Regions from separate parts of the Homo sapiens genome. Here region 1 is linked to region 2. The links are chromatin contacts, found by POLR2A ChIA-PET in ENCODE. All regions are on one chromosome and are shown on one strand. The core of a region is the stretch at or near the end of the contact, and the rest is flanking DNA. Distances in the headings are between cores, read along the strand shown.

Region 1 (6,074 bases), core at 2,249-4,748, 560 kb after region 2:
GTCTCATTTAACCCTCACCACAACCCTAGGAGTCAGGTGGAATTATCCTATGTTACAGATGAGGAAGGCGGCTCAGAGATTAAATCACTTGTTTAAGGTCATGGAGCTAACTGGTGGCAGAGACAGGATTCAAACTCAAGCCTGGCTGACTCCAGAGCCCAGTTCTTTCCAAGCCCCAGCACTGTCTCCAGTTGCTCCAGACCCACAAAATGTCAGGGCTGAAGGTCTGAGCCATTGGGGCCACTACTTCCACCCCCTCCTTGCACAGCTGAGGAAATGGAAGCACAGAGAGAAATGACTTTCCCAAGGTCATTCAGCAAGACAGTAGCAGAGCCAGGATTTAAAGCAGGTCTCACCCCCTTCCAGGCCCCAACCCCTGCCGACACCTCTGCCAGCCTTGGTGCTCTGCACCCACCTCCTGGCTGCTCTGCACCCACCTCCTGTGGCTGGGCCTTGGAGGGTAAAGGATAGAGAGCAGGACCAAGGCCTTCTGGAGACGGGGCTCTCCTGGAATAGGGAGGGAGGGGTGGCAGTAGCTGAGGGGGAGGTGGGGGGTGGGACTGGAACTTGGCCTATTGGCAGTGGGGGAGGGGGCGGGGGCGATGCTTATCTGTGCGGGGCAGGAAGCACCCGCGCCAGCCAGTGACACCCCAGCAAAGGGTGGCTGCTCCTTGGCCCCATGGGGGAGGGGAGGATGTGGGGGGAGGGATGCTGGGAGCTGTGTTTCCCGTTTGGCCTGGAGAAGTGGGGGATCTAGAAGGGGAGATGAACTTTTGGTAGCCAGGGGAGGGGCAAGAGGAGGAAGAGGATGATGCTTGGAAGCTGCCTTCTCTTGTTTGCATATGTTTTACAGTGTCCTAACCGCTTTGGAGAGCGATAACTTGAGTTAAAGCACCTGTCTGTGCCTGGCCTCCAGCAGATCTTGGTCCAGTGTGAGTCTGAACTCTCTCATTGGCCTCTCCCCAGGTTATGAGGAGGTTCATTACAAAGACTGTTACCTCACTTTTCAAATGACTGAGGCCAGCTGCCAGTACCACCCCCGGTCCTTCAGCCAATTCTTTATGAAGCCTGAACCGGGACCCAGGCATCCTATCTCCCAGTCCACTGCTCCTTCCAAAGAGATGGGGAATGGGGCAGGTGACATAGATGGACCTCCATGAAAGGGCCAGAAAGGCAGGGCTCCTGCTGCCACAGAGGCAGAGTAGAATAGTATAGTGGTTAGGAACAAGGACCGGGCCCACTCCCTGAGTTTGAACACTGTTCTGCACTTAACTTGGAAAATCACTTCACCTGTCTGAACCTCAGTTTCCTTGTCTGTGAAACAGATGATGATCATACTTCAGAGGGTTCTGGAAGATGAAATGAGTGTAAAGTACTCAGAAGGGTGACTGGCATGCAGTCATCCCTCAATAAGTATTGGCTAAAGTTGGTCCTCTTTCCCCAGACCCCTGTGGGCTGAGCGCTCTTAATCTCCCCTCTACTTGACTCTGCAGGAGAAGATGGGGAGCCCCGAGGATGACCTGATTGGGATTCCATTCCCGGACCACAGCAGTGAGCTCCTGAGCTGCCTCAATGAGCAGCGCCAGCTGGGCCACCTATGTGACCTCACCATCCGGACGCAGGGCCTTGAATACCGCACCCACAGGGCTGTGCTAGCTGCCTGTAGCCACTACTTCAAGAAGCTTTTCACTGAGGGCGGTGGCGGAGCTGTCATGGGGGCCGGGGGTAGCGGGACGGCCACTGGGGGAGCAGGGGCCGGTGTGTGTGAGCTGGACTTTGTAGGGCCAGAGGCACTAGGCGCCCTCCTTGAATTTGCCTATACAGCCACACTGACCACCAGCAGCGCCAACATGCCAGCTGTGCTCCAGGCTGCCCGCCTGCTGGAGATCCCGTGTGTCATCGCTGCTTGCATGGAGATTCTGCAGGGCAGTGGGCTAGAAGCTCCCAGCCCGGACGAGGATGACTGTGAGCGAGCCCGCCAGTATCTGGAGGCCTTTGCCACAGCCACGGCCTCTGGAGTTCCCAATGGTGAAGACAGTCCTCCACAGGTGCCCCTCCCACCACCTCCGCCACCGCCACCTCGGCCTGTTGCCCGCCGCAGCCGCAAGCCCCGGAAAGCTTTCCTGCAAACCAAGGGGGCCAGAGCAAACCACCTAGTCCCTGAGGTGCCCACAGTGCCCGCCCATCCCTTGACCTATGAGGAGGAGGAGGTGGCGGGCAGAGTGGGCAGCAGTGGGGGCAGTGGGCCGGGGGACAGCTACAGCCCTCCCACAGGAACTGCCTCCCCTCCTGAGGGTCCCCAGAGCTACGAACCCTATGAGGGTGAGGAAGAAGAAGAGGAGCTGGTATATCCCCCAGCCTATGGGCTGGCGCAGGGTGGCGGGCCCCCGCTGTCCCCAGAGGAGCTGGGCTCAGATGAGGATGCCATCGATCCTGACCTGATGGCCTACCTAAGCTCCCTGCACCAGGACAACCTGGCACCAGGCCTGGACAGCCAAGACAAGCTGGTGCGCAAACGCCGCTCCCAGATGCCTCAGGAGTGCCCTGTCTGCCACAAGATCATCCATGGGGCAGGCAAACTGCCTCGCCACATGAGGACCCACACAGGCGAGAAGCCCTTTGCCTGCGAGGTCTGCGGTGTTCGATTCACCAGGTGAGCAGCAAGGGGGGAAGGGCCCGGCAGGGGCCATGGGTAGGGGACAGGGTGGGAGGAGATGGGGAAGAAGTTAGGAGACCCGAGGTGGTGGTAGGTGGTCCTGGAGGGACTGGGGCATGGGTGGGTTACTGGAGTGAGGAGAGCAGAAGAAAACAAGCCAGCAGGGGGTGGATCTGGAGCATGGAGGATTCGGTGCCCAGGAGGGCAGTGCTGGAAGCAGAGGAGTGGATAATGACAAGGCCTAGTTAAGCTAGAGGTGAGCTAGCAGGGTATCTCCTGGGGCAATAGTGGGGTAACAAATGGTGAGGAACAGGGATGGGACAAGGCCAGGGTGGGATGACCAGGAGGAGCCAGGGATCCCATCCTGAACACCTCCCTGCCCCTCACCCCTGCCTGTGCCAGGAACGACAAGCTGAAGATCCACATGCGGAAGCACACGGGAGAGCGCCCCTACTCATGCCCGCACTGCCCAGCCCGCTTCCTGCACAGCTACGACCTCAAGAACCACATGCACCTGCACACAGGGGACCGGCCCTATGAGTGCCACCTGTGCCACAAGGCTTTCGCCAAGGAGGACCACCTGCAGCGCCACCTCAAAGGCCAGAACTGCCTGGAGGTGCGCACCCGACGGCGCCGCAAGGACGATGCACCACCCCACTACCCACCACCCTCTACCGCTGCTGCATCCCCCGCTGGCCTCGACCTCTCCAATGGCCACCTGGACACCTTCCGCCTCTCTCTAGCTCGATTCTGGGAGCAGTCAGCCCCCACTGGGCCCCCGGTCTCTACCCCAGGGCCCCCTGATGACGATGAGGAGGAAGGGGCACCCACCACACCCCAGGCTGAAGGTGCCATGGAGTCCTCTTAAAGAGGGACGAGGGCCAGACTGAAGCAGCACAAGGCCGGGGACACCCATGCCAAGCAGTGGGAGCACGCAGGACAGACACAGCAGGGGTCTGGGGCACGGAGCCTTGCTGGCATCAGCATCAGCCCTTCCTCCCAGAGCCCTCATTCCAATTCCAAGCTAAGAAGGTATTGGGGCAGAGGCTCCCCAAATTGGGGTGATCCCCCAAGGAGTGATACATATATTGTGTATATATTTACAGCTGTATTGTAAAAGTGGGGTCCCTGTCCCCAGCTGCTCCTGGGGAGTAGAAGCAATAATGTATTTCTAATTTGTGGGTCCCACTTCGGCTATGCGGGTTTCTAGGGGGTGGGGGCTTGGGACCAAAGCCTTGCCCCGCCCCTATGCCCCTTGGGGGTTTTGGCTGTGTAAGGGGGTGAAGGACTGCCCCTCCCTTTCGAGACCCCTCCTTCCTGGTTTCTGTTCCTTTTTCCTGGCAGTGAATTATGCAAAGGGGGCCGGCAAAGGAAGGGTAGGTGGGGGAAAGCCAGGTGGAAGCTTGAAAGACTGGGGGACTGGGCCTGTAAGGAAGGAGCCATCCCAGTCCCCCTCCGCCCTGCTCCCGGCGCTGAGTCATGGGGTCGTGGAGAAGGGGGCGGGGTGGCCTGATTGGCTCGCCTGCCCCTGGGGGCAGTAGAGGGGCCCCGCCCAGCTAGGGGAGCCGCTCCGTTCCACTCCCCTCCCTAGCCCTCCCTCCCCACGGCCCTGGGCAGGGAATGTCTTGTTCCCGCCGCTCCCTCCCCGGGGCCAGAGGGCAGGGCGGGCCGGGCGGCGTCCTACCCTCTTCTCCTCCTCCCCATCTCCTCCCCGCCCAGGTGCGAGCCGGAGCCGCCGCCACCGCTGCCGCCCCTGACTCACGCCGCCCCCGGGCTGGCGCAGCGAAGGGTGTGGGACAGGGTAAGGGGTTGGAAGAGCCTTGTGGAGAGCGGGCGAGCCGGCGCCATCTGGCGGCCATGCTCTGAGTGGGCGAGCGCCCCCCGCGGCCACTGGAGCGAGCTGTCTTCACGCTCCTCATCCACCCCAGCTGGTGAGCGGCGCCCCCTTGCCAAGGCAGTGGGCACAGAACTTCTCGCTTGGCCGCAGGGGAAGGGGCTGCGGACCTGTGGGAAAGTGATCCCCTTCCCAGATCCTTGCCAGCCGGGCTTCCTGTCAGGCAGGGGAGAATAATCCCCACTCTGCTCTTAGGATTGAATCCACCCCCATTCTGTACATAGCCTCTTCTGTTGGTCTTGTTGAAATCTAGTTTCAGATTTTTAACTACCCAATTCTGCTGGGGGTGGGGGACACCCCCCCTTCCTCGCTGGGTGCTGGACCCCTTTTGCAGCCTGGGCTCTGCCTTGCACTATTTCCCCTTCCTGGCCTGACGGCTCCTCCCCCTCCTTAAAAGGGGCAGGTTCAGGGGCCCGGTGCTCTTCCTCCCTTCCATGCACCCCCATGCCCATTTGCACAGCTGCCCAGGTACCCCTAACAGTGGGGAGGGGTCACAGGGAGGGGGTAGCGGGACCAGTCCCTGTTATCTATTTAAAAAGTGATGATGTAATATATTGGGGTGGCGGGGAGATCGGGTTGTCCTGGGCCTCATCTTAGCATTTCAGGTGATGGGGGGAGCCCAGGGCTGGGGAGACCTGGGGCCCAGCCCCAGAAAGTGGGGACAATGTGGCCTCCCTTCTCCCTACTTTCGGCTTTCCCAGTCAGTGCCTTAGGGGGAGAGGCACTCCCCCCCTCCTATTCCCTTCCCCCCACCCCAACTCCCCCACCTCGGGTGTAAGCGACAGGAAGAAATAATAATAATTTAAGATTCACACTTGTGTCCACTTTTGGTTTATTTGGGGGGTGGGTGGGAAGGATCAGGAAGAGAGGGAGGTGAGAGAGGGACTGAGGGTTCTGAAGCTGGAGTGGGGGCTCCTTTAGTGGCGGAGGATGTCTCAGGTGGTCTGTGGGGCTCAGGGCTGGTGAGAATGCTGACAGGCTGATGGGCTTCAGGTAAGGGCTGCTGCCCGTGCTTCCTCTGCTGAGGCCCCTTCTCCTCATCCAGGTCACTAGTGAGGAGAGGAAGGGGGTGGCCGGATCACCCACCTTCTGTCTTCACAGGTGCATCCCTGCCCCCTGCCCTGCCCCATCTGTTCAGATCCAGCTCCTGTTCTTTCTGAGCAACTCCTGCTCTCTCAGGCCCACGAGGCGTACCAGCCCATGGCTGTAGATATTTTCTGATTTTAGGCTGATGCTGGGGGGTGGGCAGTGACTTGCCTGAGGCCACATGGCTAGGAAGGGCAGAATCACTAGTGACCTCAGTAGTCACACCTGCTCAAGGCTCAAGCTGTCCCCTCTGCTGACCCAGCTTATCCTTTCACTGGGCCCTCTAGAACCTCTGAAAAGAAAGCTTTGCTTCCCCTTCAACCTCTTGACTCATCATGACCTCTACCGCCCCATTCACACTGGAATGTGCCCACTGGACAGTTTTCTTTGCAGTCCTCCCAAGAGGAGGCAGCTTAACCTTCTCAAACCCAGCTGGCC
Region 2 (6,933 bases), core at 2,210-4,709:
CTGGGCTCTCTGCGCTGCCTGACTCTAGTAGGCATCTGAAGTGATGGCTGGCAGGCAGCCTCTTCGTCAGCAGTGGATTGCATTTTGGGTAGAAGAGCCTGAATGCTGGGTCCATACAACTGTGACTGCATTCCCAGCAGAAGGAGATGGTTTTGTTTAGATGTGCCCTCTGTCTAGTCCAGGGACTCTGGCAGTGGTAGGAAGAGCCTTTCTGTGGGAAGACATGGCTGCTTGCAAAGCTGGTTTGTTCTTTCCTTCATTCAAAGAAATATTTTGGCGATCCTACTTTGTATTCGGCACTGTGTAAGCTGCTGGCAGTGTTACAGTGAAAAAGACACATGTGGTCCCTGCCTTCAGGGAACTCAGTCTAGAGGTGGAAATGGAGAAATACTGGGAGGGGCACTTGCTCAGCTTGGAGTGGGGTCAATTCTCAAAGGAAATGACATCACCTCATCTGAGATCCAAAGGCCAAGTAGGGACTAGACCACAAAAGGGTGCAGCAAAGGTAGAGAAAACAGACAGGAGAGAAGAGGGAACGTGTGTGGAGAGCCCTGGAGGAAAAAGATCATGGCTTGTTGGAGAACTGAATGAAGTTCATATGGCTGGGGCTTGAGTACCAAATGCAGGGACAGGCAAGAGATGACACCCCCATGGAGAAAACTGCTTCCAAACACTTGATTTAAAGCATCCAATCCTCTCTGACATTGTCCTCAAAGGAACTGCCATCAAGGAGGTCCCCAAAGCCTTCCGTTTGTTGTACCCTCTTTGTGCCTTGTGGGAGCAGGTGGAATGTCACCAGAAAAGCCACTCTGAAAGTGAGTAGGAGTCTGTGGCTAGCCACAGGCGCTCAGAAACCCTGAGCTTGAGGTGTCTCTCTTGCCAAGTGGTGGAATCCTGGAATCTAGAGTGGGCTTTGTTAAGAAACAAACAAACAAACAAACAAAAAACAGTTAAGCTTGTCAAATGGCCTGTTGGTTGGCAGAGCTGTTTCATTTTCTGGGAGGGGGGTTGGAGGGGAAGGTTCCTTTGAGGCTTTTGACAGCACCAGCTAAGTGGTTTTCTTCTCCTCCTATTCCTTTTTCTCCATATTCTCCTCTTCCTCCTCTATCTTCAATTTTTTTTTTAACCTAGTGCAAGATTCTTCTTCAGTACCACTGCCCACATTCCTGGTTGCTGGAGGGAGCCTGGCCTTCGGAACGCTCCTCTGCATTGCCATTGTTCTGAGGTGAGATGGGTCCCAGGGGATGGCCCTGTGGTGTTCTCATATTTCTTATCTAGCTTTCCTTTGCCCATTCTGAAATTTATGGTGCATTTATTCATTCATTTATCCATTCATCAAATGAATGCACACACCACAACACACACAACACCTACTATTATGCCAAGCCGTGTTTTAGGTGCTGCAGGAGACAATGCTGGGCAGGACAGATACAGTCTCAGGAAGAAGTCAGACACGAAGAGGTAATCACTACTGTGGTAAGAGCTACAAAAAGCATGCCATGGTGAGGAGAACTGACCTGGCATTAAGGAGGAAGAGGAATTGGTCTGAGAAAGAAGAGGGTTCTTTTTTTTTGAGTCAGCATCTCACTCTGTCACCCAGGCTGGAGTGCTGTGGTGCAATCTCGCCTCACAGGACAACCTCTGCCTCCTAGGTTCAAGTGATCCTCCCACCTCAGCCTCTGGAATAGCTGGGACTGCAGGTGCACACCACCCTGCCTAGCTAATTTTTCTATTTTTTGTTGAGATGAGGTTTCATGTTGCCCAGGCTGGTCTCAAACTCCCAGGGTCAAGTGATCCGCCTGCCTTGGCCTCCCAATGTGTTGGGATTACAGGTGTGAACTACCATGCCCGGCCCAAAGAGGGTTCTTAGGAGAGAAGCCCAGCATGTAATATGGTTGACAGCGTGTGCATGCACGTGTCTGTGAAGGGGGCGCAGCACGGTTGGGGCAATATGGGGCAGGAAGAGTGGACAGGTAGGCTGGCACCAGGTCATAAAAGGCCTTGAAAGAGGTGGGAGGATTTTAGGCCTTCTCTTGAGGCTAAGGAGTGTCTGTTGGAGTTTTTTTCTTTTTCTTTTTCTTTCTCTTTCTTTTCTTTTCTTTTTTTTTTTTTTTTGAGACAGAGTCTTGCTCTGTCGCCCAGGCTGGAGTGCAGTGGTGCGATCTCAGCTCACTGCAACCCCACCTTCTGGGTTCACACCATTCTCCTGCCTCAGCCTCCTGAGTAGCTGGGACCACAGGTGCCCGCTACCATGCCCGGCTAATATTTTGTGTTTTTAGTAGAGACAGGGTTTCACCGTGTCAGCCAGGATGGTCTCGATCTCCTGACCTCGTGATCCGCCTGCCTCAGCCTCCCAAAGTGCTGGGATTACAGGCGTGAGCCACCGCGCCCAGCCTGTGGAGTTTTAAGAAGAACCTGGGCCAGGCGCTGTGGCTCACGCTTGTAATTCCATCACTTTGGGAGGCTGAGGCAGGTGGATCACCTGAGGTCAGGAGTTCGAGACCAGCCTGGCCAAAATGATAAAACCCTGTCTCTACTAAAAATACAAAAATTTGCTGGGCATGGTAGTGCTTGACTGTAATCCCAGCTACTCGGGAAACTGAGGCAGGAGAATCACTTGAACCTGGGAAGCGGAGGTTGCAGTGAGCCAAGATTGCGCCACTGCAATCCAGCCTGGGTGACAGAATGAGACTCATCTCAAACAAAGAAAACCAAAAAGTCACTCTCAATGCAGTTTGGAGACTGGATGGGGTGAGTGAAAATGGATGCAGTAGCCCAGGGTCTGGGCAAGAGATAATAATAAACTGTTTTAGGATGGTGGCAATGGGTTGGAGAGCCATGAATAGATTCTTTTTTTTTTTTTTTTGAGATGGAGTTTCGCTTTTGTTGCCCAGGCTGGAGTGCAGTGGTGCAATCTCAGCTCACTGCAACTTCCGCCTCCCGGGTTCAAGCGATTCTTGTGCCTCAGCCTCCTGAGTAGCTGGGATTGCAGGTGAATGTCACTACGCCCGGCTAATTTTTTGTATTTTCAGTAGAAATGGGATTTCATCATGTTGGCCAGGCTGGTCTTGATCTCCTGACCTCAGATGATCCGCCCGCCTCCGCCTCCCAAAGTGCTGGGATTACAGGCGTGAGCCACTGCACCCGGCCTCAAGATATATTTTAGAGGTAGAATTGACAAGGCTTGACAACAGATTAGATGAGGAGGATGAAGGAGAGGGAGGAGTCCGGGATGACCCTCCCATTTCTGGCTTCAGCAGTTGGGCAGATGATACTGTCATTCACTAAGACTGGAAACACCTGAGGATAGACAAGTCTCAGTGAAAAGTGGTGATTCCACTTTGGGACCCACTTGAGTTTGAGATGCCCCGAGAACCTCAAGCGGACACGCTTGGCAGGCAACACAGATCGTCACCAGCAAGTAGATGGCAATAAGAGTCATTGGGTGGGGGTTGGGGATAGGGCTGAACCCTGTGGGGATCCAAGGTGAAAAGTTCTGTAGAGAAGGAAGTGTTGGGAAAGGGGCTGAGAGGAACCACAAGATTCTGGTGTTGTAAGAACGAGAGGGAGGGAGTGTGCATTAGACACTGAAGAAACACAGTAGGTGTTGGAATTACAACATGAATATGACCTTTCCTCCCTTCCGAGAACCACATACTCAAATGATGAAAATACCATGTGAAGGTATTTTCATGGTAGCTAACGCCTGTAATCCCAACACTTTGGGAGGCCGAGGCAGGTGGATCACTTCATGTCAGGAGTTCAAGACCAGCCTGACCAACATGGTGAAACTCCGTCTCTACTAAAAACACAAAAATTAGCTGGGCATAGTGGCACATGCCTGTAATCTCAGCTACTTGGGAGGCTGAAGCAGGAGAATTGCTTGAACCCAGGAGGCAGAGGTTGCAGTGAGCCAAGATTGCACCACTGCACTCCAGCCTGGACAACAGAGCAAGACTCCGTCTCAAAAAAAAAAAAAAAAAAAAAAGAAAAGAAAAGAAGAAAGAAAGTAACATTGGAGAAGCACCACACAGTTAAATCCAAGGCGCCCAAGCAGGACCTCCTTAGGAATATTCCATGTATCAATCCAGGAACTTAAAGGTCACCTTTAAATGCTCTGCCCTAGTGTTCTTTTCCAGCCATGGTTAGGAAATACTCATTCAGGCTGAGTTGCACCCTGGCTGCTGTCTCATCATGCCCATTTCATCCCAATCATCTTCGCTCCATTTGGTCATTGGTTTTGTCATTCATTTCCAAGTCTGCAGAAAAGTCAGCCAATAGTGCCTTCAGTGAACAAGCAATAATGAAATTTTTCGGTGTTCACAATTTTACTGCAGGAACCGGCTTTTTTTCATAAGCTGAAACCCTAAAAGATGTCAGGCTGGGTCTTCTAGGCAGTGGTTAATCGCGATGATCTACAAGTGGAGGAGACATTGCACTCTGTCCTTTCTACATGTAGAGAGCTTTCTACACGTTAGCTCATCAGACCCTGCCAGTAGCCCTGACCTAGCTTGACTACCAAGTGTGGTGTGGGTTGAAAGATTAGCAAGATGACTACTCAAATTGGGTTCAGGGTTGTTTTCACTTTTTTTCTTTTTCTTTTTCTTTTTCTTTTTTTTTTTTTTTTTGAGACGGAGTCTCGCTTTGTCGCCCAGGCTGGAGTGCAGTGGCGCGATCTTGGCTCACTGCAACCTCCGCCTCCCGGGTTCACGCCATTCTCCCGCCTCAGCCTCCCGAGTAGGTGGGACTACAGGCGCCCACCACCACGCCTGGCTAATTTTTTGTATTTTTTTTTAGTAGAGACGGGGTTTCACCGTGTTAGCCAGGATGGTTTCGATCTCCTGACCTCGTGATCCACCCGCCTTGGCCTCCCAAAGTGCTGGGATTACAGGCGTGAGCCACCGTGCCCGGCCTTCACTTTGCTTTTTCAATGAAGTAGATTACAAGCCGTCTGAAGGGTGCGTGCAAGATAAGATTCTTAATGAGTAGAGGTAGCTCCTTGGAGGATGCAAAGCCTGTTATATTTTTTGGCCAGTGAGGGGCCATGTCAGCATCCACGGGTTCACCTCCTGCCTACCAAAGGATTCCTTGCCTCACCCTAGGTATACCCTCCTGTGTTCTGGCTCTGTGTCTACGTTAGGGCTTCAACAGACTTTTCTCATAACCCACCACAGGCCCTATAGAGTAGAGTAGATATGATATACATTTGACGGGAGGAAACTGAAGCTAAAAGAGATGGTGCGATAACAGCTAGTAAGAATAGGCCAGGCGCGGTGGCTCACGCCTGTGATCCCAGCACTTTGGGAGGCCAAGGCAAGTGGATCACCTGAGGTCAGGAGTTCGAGACCAGCCTGGCCAACGTGGAGAAACCCTGTCTCTACTAAAAATACAAAAATTAGCTGGGCATGGTGGTGCACACCTGTAATCCCAGCTACTTGGGAGGCTGAGGTAGGAGAATCGCTTGAACCCGGGAGGCAGAGGTTGCAGTGAGCCGAGATCGCGCCACTGCACTCCAGCCTGGGCAGCAGAAGGAGACTCCATCTCAAAAAAAAAAAAAAGATGAAGAAGAAGGCCAAGAATCAAACCAAAAACTCCTGCTATTTCTATAGGGCCTTAAGGGTCATCTAGTCAAACTCTTTCATTTTATAAATGAGGAAACAGCCCCCAAAGGTAAAATGACTTGCCCAAGGACAAGCAAGAACACACACCCTGAGAGTCCCTGCCCATGGTCCCCACCTGCTATTGGCTAAGAGCTGGGCCCAGCTGGTCCCATTGGCCCACCACTGGCCCTTAACATGCAGCACCATCTTGGTGTGTTGTAATGGCTAATAGAGGAGCATTAGGTTGGGAACAGACCTGGTTTGCTATTCTGCTGATGATGCTTGGACACTGGCTGGTTGCTAAACAACCAGAGTCCCTGCAGGCACAGACAGGGCCAGTGCCCTGTGCTGAGAACATGCCAGGAATTTATTTTCTAGCCTAGTGAGTTTCCATTTTCTTCTGTATAAGGCAAATTTGTTTGGAAAGAGGCCAGTTATTTCAAGTGATGAAGAAGCCTTCTATTCCCCAAATCCCCTCTGTCTAGCAAAGAGTATAAACTTAGAAATACTGTGGGGCTCTGGGCTGCCAAAATGGCTGAACCATGGTTACCATGGGATGGCCACATTTACAGTAGGTGAAGTGTGAGAGGTTGACTTCATCCTGCCAGTGTATACTATATTTTTTTGTATGGCCCTAAATCTTTTTCCAGCAATATCAGTGATTTTTTTCTTTGTTTTTTATTACTCATTCTTTTTTTCTGAATCATAGATGATTTTTTAAAATTTAAATATGCTATCGAAAAGGCTTGCCATCTTACAGGGGCCAATTCCTCCCACCCTATTCTCTGTCCCCCACTGATTCTCTGTATTTTAGGTTATCAGGCACTGGGAAAATAGAATTCTCCTAGTAGAGAATTATTTTTCTGCATATTTATCTAGAATGAGCTTACATCATTAAGTGAGGACTTCCTATGTGTATGCCTATGACTTAAACATCATTTCGTTTTGAATGTAGTGTATCATTCCGGTATTTTAAAATCAGAGCTTTTGCTACCTCCACAGCTGGGGGACGGGCAGAGGGACTTTCATGGTGTTCCGGGCCATGGAGGTGGCTGGGTGCAGTGGGCACTGTCTGTGGCCTTTGGGGTAAAAGGGGTGGCAACTTGGTTTCTACATATCTTTCTAAAAAAGAGTGAGAGTTTTGAGCATTTTAAAAAACTTCTTTTAGCTACAGAATCTTTTCTTTAAATGAAACTTTTTGAAGCCCAAATATGTAAAATAGATAAAAGGTGGAGGTCAAGGTGCAAAAGAAGGCAGCAGAGAGCTCATCTGTTTCTTCTTTCTGCCCACCCTGTGTCCTCTCCAGCCCCCAGGCCCTGCTCACACCCATCCA

Evidence for each region. ChIA-PET counts read pairs that join two places held with the same protein, here RNA polymerase II (POLR2A).
Region 1: POLR2A ChIA-PET joins it to region 2 with 11 read pairs in BJ. The contact joins two enhancer-like sites. POLR2A ChIA-PET finds 5 or more read pairs at or near these places in 3 of 52 experiments (BJ, OCI-LY7 and T-cell).

The regions. Positions count from the first base shown.
Region 1 is chr1:155,013,162-155,019,235 of GRCh38, forward strand. It overlaps ZBTB7B (zinc finger and BTB domain containing 7B), which reads left to right. Exons shown (of 3, transcript NM_001256455.2): 2 at 1,494-2,653; 3 at 3,059-5,362. The coding sequence starts at 1,500. The coding sequence ends at 3,524. It overlaps DCST2 (DC-STAMP domain containing 2), which reads right to left. Exons shown (of 15, transcript NM_144622.3): 15 at 5,366-5,599. The coding sequence ends at 5,383. Among named protein-coding and RNA genes, the nearest start is that of ZBTB7B, 13 kb to the left of the region's middle. RefSeq lists an enhancer at 4,114-4,258, a silencer at 4,155-4,624 and a cis regulatory region at 4,186. Within about 2 kb of position 3,499, at least 37 of the 41 ENCODE cell types and tissues checked have a DNase peak (open chromatin) inside an H3K27ac peak, as active enhancers do.
Region 2 is chr1:154,453,357-154,460,289 of GRCh38, forward strand. It overlaps IL6R (interleukin 6 receptor), which reads left to right. Exons shown (of 10, transcript NM_000565.4): 9 at 1,132-1,225. Among named protein-coding and RNA genes, the nearest start is that of TDRD10, 45 kb to the right of the region's middle. Within about 2 kb of position 3,460, at least 2 of the 41 ENCODE cell types and tissues checked have a DNase peak (open chromatin) inside an H3K27ac peak, as active enhancers do.